Linked DNA regions of Homo sapiens: region 2 is linked to region 1. Evidence: read pairs that join two places in POLR2A ChIA-PET (ENCODE). Cell type or tissue: HepG2. All regions are shown on one strand.

What was found. ChIA-PET counts read pairs that join two places held together with the same protein. Peaks named below come from ENCODE experiments on the same cell type or tissue, not always from the same donor. Only the 100,000 strongest peaks of a DNase experiment are listed, where the experiment ranks them.
Region 2: POLR2A ChIA-PET joins it to region 1 with 6 read pairs; 2 of 35 experiments call an interaction of 5 or more read pairs at or near these places.

Annotation. Positions count from the first base shown.
Region 1 is chr10:70,389,194-70,393,193 of GRCh38, forward strand. It overlaps the pseudogene CEP57L1P1. Among named protein-coding and RNA genes, the nearest start is that of LRRC20, 8.6 kb to the left of the region's middle. In HepG2, no CTCF peak of the experiment used is centred here; no DNase peak of the experiment used is centred here.
Region 2 is chr10:71,341,339-71,345,338 of GRCh38, forward strand. SLC29A3 (solute carrier family 29 member 3) reads left to right here. Exons shown (of 6, transcript NM_018344.6): 3 at 2,871-2,953. It overlaps LOC105378353 (a long non-coding RNA gene), which reads right to left. Exons shown (of 3, transcript XR_946051.3): 2 at 1-43. Among named protein-coding and RNA genes, the nearest start is that of SLC29A3, 24 kb to the left of the region's middle. RefSeq lists an enhancer at 2,898-3,603. In HepG2, no CTCF peak of the experiment used is centred here; a DNase peak (open chromatin) is centred at 2,113.

The DNA of each region.
Region 1 (4,000 bases):
CGGAGGTTGCGGTGAGCCGGGATCATGCCACTGCACTCCAGCCTGGGTGACAGAGTGAGACTCTGTCTACAAAAAAAAAAAAAAAAAAAAAAAGACTCCTTTCTTGCCAGGGACCAGTCTGCCTTTGCAGGACTAACAAATTAGCTACAAGATTAGAAATTACAATTTAGGGGGGTGCCCGCGAACCAACGGTTAGCGGTGGCAGGGGCTGACTGAGAGCGTCTGCTTGATAATGGATTCTGAATTAATGCATAGTATAGTAGGAAGCTATCATAAACCTCCAGAAAGAGTATTTGTTCCCTCATTCACCCAGAATGAACCATCTCAGAATTGCCATCCTGCGAACTTAGAAGTTACCTCTCCTAAGATACTTCATAGCCCAAATAGCCAAGCTCTTATTTTAGCCTTAAAAACTCTTCAGGAAAAAATTCATTGTTTAGAGCTGGAGAGAACACAAGCTGAAGATGACCTGAACATTCTTTCCAGAGAAGCAGCACAGTATAAGAAGGCCTTAGAGAATGAAACAAATGAGAGAAATCTAGCACATCAGGAGCTGATAAAGCAGAAAAAAGATGTAAGTATACAGTTAAGCTCAGCCCAGTCTCGTTGCACTCTTCTAGAGAAGCAACTAGAATATACAAAGAGAATGGTTCTCAATGTAGAGCGAGAAAAGAACATGATCCTAGAACAACAGGCCCAGCTTCAGAGGGAAAAAGAACAAGATCAGATGAAGCTGTATGCAAAACTTGACAAGCTTGATGTCTTAGAAAAAGAGTGTTTTAGACTTACAACAACTCAGAAAACTGCTGAGGACAAGATTAAACATTTAGAAGAAAAACTTAAGGAAGAAGAACATCAGCGTAAGCTATTTCAAGACAAAGCTTCTGAGCTTCAAACTGGACTTGAAATCAGTAAAATTATGTCTTCAGTTTCAAATTTAAAGCACTCCAAGGAAAAGAAGAAATCTTCAAAGAAAACTAAATGTATAAAGAGAGGACCACCTTGGCAAATTTGTTCAAAGTTTGGAGCACTGCCTTTTGTGGCTGAAAAGATGAGGCAACATCGTGACCCACATATCCTTCAGAAACCTTTTAACGTGACTGAGACTAGATGTCTCCCCAAGCCTTCTAGAACAACTGCCTGGTGTAAAGCTATTACTCCTGACTCAGAAAAGTCCATTTCCATTTGTGACAATTTATCTGAACTTTTGATGGCAATGCAAGATGAGCTGGACCAAATGAGCATGGAGCACTAAGAACTACTCAAACAAATGAAGGAAACTGAAAGCCATTCAGTCTGTGACGAGATAGAATGTGAACTAGAGTGTTTAGTCAAGAAAATGGAAATTAAAGGAGAACAAATCTCCGAACTCAAGAAGCATCAAGACAGTGTAAGAAGGCTTTAGTAAGAGATTTTAATAAAAAGATAAAATATCTGGGAAAAAAAAAAGAAATTACAGTGTAGGGGTCATGCAACCTTTGGCTCCAAGAGTCTGAACCTCCCCAAATTGCTCCTGGGGGTAACATCACTATTGTAAAACCTAAGATCAGTGCTTGAGATATTTTCCAGACCCTGCACTCGATGGATCAGCTGACACCACCCAGACAGGTAGTCTGGCTCAACCAGTTCTGCCATTGCACCCAGGAACAGAAGATGGCAAGAAAACCTCACTTTAACACCCTATGACTTCATCTCCATTCTAACCAATCAGCACTCCCCACTTCCCAAGCGCCTACCTGCCAAATTATCTTTAAAGACTCTGATCTCCGAATGTTCAGGGAGACTGATTTGAGTAATAATTAAACTCTGGTCTCCTGCACAGCTGGCTCTGTGTGAATTACTCTATCTCCATTGCAATTCCCCTGTCTTGATAAAGCGGCTGTGTCTAGGCAGCAGGCAAGGTGAACCTATCGGGCGGTTAAATACTCTTGTCCTATTCAATAGAAGCAAGTCACTAGGTCCAGCCCACACTCAAGGGGACTGAATTACACAGGGCAAGAATACCAGGAGGTTGAAACCACTGGGAACCATGTCAGCTGGTGCCAATCACAGTGGCTAATACCAACATTTCTTTTCTTTTTTTTTTTTTTTTTCTGAGACAGAGTCTCACTCTGTCGCCCAGGCTGGAGTGCAGTGGCCCCTGATCTCGGCTCACTGCAAGCTCCGCCTCCCAATACCAACATTTCTTATAAATGGAATAGACTAAAGAAACATGTGGTGGCTCACGCTTGTAATCCCAGGATTTTGGCAGGCTGAGATGGGCGGATCACTTGAGGTCAGGAGTTCGAAACCAGCCTGGCCAACATGGCAAAACCCCATCTCTACTAAAAATACAAAAAAAAAAAAAAATAGCAAAAGAACATTTCCCCTGTGCATCCATTGCTCCTTTCCCTTTTGCCTGTTTTTGTTTGTTTGTTTGTGTTTGTTTTTGTTTTTTTTAAAGCCATACAGAGCCAACAGATACGTCACAGTCTTTCAGGTTCTCCCTATGGGACTAAGAGGCAGAAAAGACAGAAACAGAGAGAGGCACGTAAATATTTAAGAGAAAGAAAAGACAAGTCATTGTAACTGATTAGATATGAGGAGTAAGGAAAAAGAGGAATTGAGGTTGACCTTTAGTTTTTGGCTGGAATGATCAGAAGGATCGTGATGTCATGTACCAAGAGAGGGCATGCAGGGGAGGGGGGAACTGGCACGGGGAGACAGCAGGCTTTATTTAGGAGACATCCACTTAGAGGGACACCCAGAGGAAGTTAGATATCTGAGCTGGGGGCTTAGCAAGGAATCTAGGCTGAAGCTACAGATTTGGGAACCATTGGAAGAAGCTGAAGCAACAGGAGTGGGTAGGCTCACCTGAGGGAGGTGTGGAGTGAGAAAAGAAGAAGACCAAGGGCAAAACCTGGGGAACATCAACATTTCTGTGAGGGGCACTAGAGCAGCAGACGAGATAAAGACCAAAAAGGGCAGGGCGTGGTGGCTTATGCCTGTAATCCCAGCACTTTGAGGGGCCAAGACAGGAGGATCATTTTGTTGTGGGAAACAGAGGACCAGAGAGACAGATATGGGAAACAGGAGGATTTATTTATTAACAGGACTTTTATAACAGTTTGTGCCCAGGAGTTCGCTGCACAGCCTTGGCAGTATAGTGAGACCTCATATCTCTCTCTATATATATATAAAAAAAAATTCTTTTTTTTTTTTTTTTTGAGATGGAGTTTCACTCTGTCACCCAGGCTGGAGTGCAATGGTGTGATCTTGGCTCACTGCAACCTCTGCCTCCTAGGTTCAAGTGATTCTCCTGCCTCAGCCTCCCAAGTAGCTGGGATTATAGGCACCTGCTACCATGCCTGGCTAATTTTTGTAGTTTTTAGTAGAGACGGGGCTTCACCATGTTGGCCAGGCTAGTCTCCAATTCCTGACCTCAGGTGATCCTCTCGCCTTGGCATCCCAAAGTGCTGGGATTACAGGTGACTCACCATGCCCAGCCAAAATTTTTTTAAAAAATTAGCCAGATGTGGCCAGGCATGGTGGCTCACGCCTGTAATCCCAGCACTTTGGGAGGCTGAGGCGGGCAGATCACAAGATCAGGAGATCGAGACCATCCTGGCCAATGTGGTGAAGCCTCGTCTCTACTAAAAATACAAAAAAAAATTAGCTGGGTGTGGTGGTGTGTGCCTGTAATCCCAGCTACTCGGGAGGCTGAGGCAGGAGACTCACTTGAACCCGGGAGTTGGAGACTGCAGTGAGCTGAAATTGCACCACTGCACTCCAGCCTGGTGACAGAGCAAGACTCTGTCTCAAAAAAAAAAAAAAAAAAAATTAGCCAGATGTGGTAGCATGGACCTGTAATCCCAGCTATGTGGGAGGCTGAGGCAGGAGAATTGCTTAAGCCCAGGAAGTCTATGCTGCAGTGAGCCCAGATCACACAGCTGCACTCCAGTCTGGGCAATAGAGGGAGGCCCTGTCTCTATCTACCTATCAGTTGAAGACAGTGGAGAAT
Region 2 (4,000 bases), 950 kb after region 1:
GCAACATCCACTAAGTCCGTTTCTTGAAATCAGCACATGCCACCTGCAAAAACCCTAATTTCAGCAGAGGGTTTGGTGGGGAAGGGCTGCAGGGACTGGTGTGCTAACCCTCTGTGCCCCTCATGGGTGAGCACACTGCTCCTCCTGTCTCTTGGGGGGTCAAAGAAAGGAACATGATCAACTGTCCTGGTTTTCTTCAAGGAACTGAATTTAAATTGAAACAGGAAGGCTGAAATATTCAGGAAAACCCTGATTAGTAGGAACCCAGCTATCGGAAACCCTCATGAATTAGGAATCTATCTCTGCCTAGCAAAATACTACAAATGAGTGGCTTAAAACAACCTGGATTTATAATTACAGGGTTTCTGTGGGCCAGAAGTCCAGGCACAGCTTAGCTGGGTCTCCTGCCTGAATTTGCACAAGGCTGCAATCAGTCAGCCAGAGCTACAGTCTCCTCTGAGGCTTAGCTGGAGAAAGGTCACTTCCAAGCCCACTCCAGTTGTTGGCAGAATTCAGTTCCTAGTGGTTGTAGGCCTGAGAGCTTCAGTTTCTTGTGGGGAGAGGGCTGGAGACCGCCCTCAGCAACTTGGGGTTCCATGCCAGGTAGGGTTCCCCAACATGGCCACTTGCCTCCCCAAATCTGGCAAGGGAGGAAAAGAGTCCAGCAATGTGGGTGCTACAGTCCTATGTAACACCTCATGTTTGCTCTACTCTCTCGGTTGGAAGCAGCCACAGGTCTCATCCACACTCAGGGGAGGGCATCGCACAGGTGTGAGCATCAGGAGGCACGGATCACGGGCCACCTTAGAGTCTGCCACCACACCTCATTTTAGAACTTTTCCTATAGGCAAAAGCAGCAAATAATTGAATACAACCCACCATGTGTTTCTATCAGGAATTAAGTGGTTTGTTTTTATAAATTCTGTGGGATGTGCTGAGTCAACTCCTGTCACCATGTGCATCTCCATCTCCTGATCTGTGCTCATGGAATGATGGCCTGGCCTCAAGTCTGTTCTCTGAGTTCTTTGTAAGGCAGAGAAATGGGCCCAGACAACAGAAAGAGACTCAGAGTCTTATCCAGTGGTCAATATCCAAAAAGCTTTTCAACATTAAATGATACCTTTTACTGCTTCAATATCAACAAACAGGCACATTCAGTTACCTGAAAAATTCTCATTCAGGGAACCTGAGCCTGCTCGAAGAAACAAAATCATCAGAGATTCTGCATTACACAGATCGAGCAGCCACTGGATGAAGGGGCCTCACCGGGGCTTGGGCTGGGGGCAGACGCAGCCCCATCTGCAGCCCTCTCCTCCTAAGGGCCTCTCTCCTTCATTCTACTCAGTGTCCTCCCAGCCTCAGAGGCCCAGCCACTGTGTCAAGATGTAATTGACTGAGTGCCCCCGACCAGTCCAGGCTCTACTGAGCCCATCAGGGCAGGAACAATGAGGTGCAGCTCAAAGGCTATTTCTCAGGCTCATGGTTGACGGACCTCACTAGCTGCGATTATCATTTTAATTGCAAGGCCACCACAGCCTTATATTCAGGGTACAGATTTCAAAGACCACAAAGCACTCTGCAGGCTTCAAAGGGAACTATGGAAGGCTTGTGCTTCAGACTCAAAGGGGCCCATGACATCTTTCTTTCTGTTATTTTTTAGAGATGGGGTCTCACTCTGTTGCCCAGGCTAAAGTGCAGTGGTTTACTCACTGCAGCCTCGAACTCCTTGCTCCAGCAATCCCCCTGCCTCAGCCTTCTGAGTAGCTGGGACTTACAGGTGCATACCACCATGCCCGACTAATTTTTTTATTTTTTGTAGAGACAGAGTCTCACTATTTGCCCAGGGTGGTCTCCTGGGTTCAAGCCATCCTCCCACCTTGGCCTCCCAAAATGCTGGGATTACAAGTATGAGTCACCATGCCCAGCCTTGTTTTGTTTTTAAAGATAGGTATATTAAGAGATAATGCACACATAGTACAGTCCATCCTAATGACTGGACATTCTTTGAGTTTTCACAGACACATACAGCTGCCACACAGCTGCTTTAGCTGTGAGTTCCAGCACATCATAATCAGGCAATTCATCTGTCTGTGTTTGCACAGTTCTTTGTCACACCCCTGAGCTGCTGCCAGAAAATGCCCTTTTTCCTCATTCTGTGCAATCTAGGAGCTACTTCCCCAAATGGCTTTGACCTTCTGTAGCTGCTCTATCAAGAGAGAAAATCCAGAGTGAGAACAGAGTTTCCCTGTAGGGAGCAGGGCCTCTTGTATATCTAAGAGGTCACTTTGTGGCAAGAAAGCGAGAATGTGGTTGGGTCACAAGAAAACCCAAGCGAGCGGTGCCTCATGCCTGTAATACCAGCACTTTGCGGGGCCAAGGCGAGAGGATCACTTGAGCTCAGGAGTTTGAGACCAGCCTGGGCAACATAGCAAGACCTCGTCTCTACTAAAAACTTAAAAACAAAAACGTGGATAGTCTTGCATTTTGGTGATAGGCCAAGAAGGCTGATAGGTCAAACTTTTCTTTTCAGACATAACACTGAGTTCTGTCCCCATGGCCTCAGTCCATGGGCAGAAGTGTGGGCTGCACAGCACCAAGGGCCTCACTGGGGACAGGAACGACTTATCCTTCCTATGCCTCTAGCACTTAGTACAGCTGACATTGGCAGCTATTTGTTGAGTGGCTGAGTGAGCGGTCTTAGGCTGGAGATGGGGTGGGGCCTTGTTTGGAGGTGGGCTCACCCACGGCTCCTGGGTGTCTGAAGACAGTGGGGAGAAGCCCCACAGAGAGGGGCCCTGTCTCTGCTCGCGTGGAACTGCTCACCTCCATCCCTGAGTGACCGCAGCACCTCCTCACTTGTGTGCTTGCAGAACTACTTTGAGAGCTACCTTGCCGTTGCCTCCACCGTGCCCTCCATGCTGTGCCTGGTGGCCAACTTCCTGCTTGTCAACAGGTAGGCGACTCTCTTCCCTCTCTCAGGCCTCTGCCTTGGTCTCCTGCCTCCTCTACTCCCCTCTTGCCTGCAGCTGCTTTTTTTCTGCCTACTTAAGTGGTGGTCACCAAAGTAGGATGCAGCAGCTCAGATTTATGCATGAAGAGTGAGAAGTCAGATCAGATCCCTGGTGATGCCCCCAGGGAGCTGGGCTGTCACTCTCCAGCCACATACTGTGACATCGCTGTGACATTGTGGCAGCAGCCAGTGGGAAGTGTGTGGGGATGCAGGGGTCTTCCTCCCTTCTCTTCTCAGGGATCCTGTCAGTCTGCAAGTCTGTGGCCCAGAATGGGTCACCTGACTGTTCAGTGCTAAGCTGGTAACACCAGCTCCTGTGTCAACCACTCCCAAGAGGGCTCACGGGGGAAGTTCCAACATTGTAATGGTAAGGGCCACGAGAGGCTCCATCTGGATATGCCTGGGAAGGAGTTATTCAGGAGCTAGCTGGGCAAATTAGCATGTCCATAGACCCCCGTGGGTGACTTGCTGGCTCAAATTCTCAATTTGAGTTTACAAAGACAATAGCCCTAGCTACTTTGCCTGCATTTCTCCTAAGCTGCCACTAAATGATATCAATGGCTATGTTATGGTCGGTCCAGAAACCTGGGCTGCTGTTCGCCATGGCCTACTAAAACCTGAGGTCACTGATAGCAAATCTGTTTTGCCCAGTTCTAATCAATTTGTAGTGACTGCCAGATCTCTAGCTGGACAAGATTCTAAGGCAGGTCTGGCTTCAGGGAGGGTGCTGGGATTGATTAGTGATGTCTGCTCTGGGTGCAAGAGGAGAGAGGGCACCACGAGTGTCTTTTACATGCTGAGCCTGAATAGATCAGTCTTTCCAAACATATTATGTCATGGGGATATTGCAGTTATCTGTTACATAATATGATCCCAAAGCATAGTGGCTTAAAACAATACAAGTCATGAGTACTTCTCATGTTCTGGGGGTTATCGAGGTTCAGCTGTCATACTCTCTCCTGCAGTTGCAGTCAGATGGCAGCTGGAGCT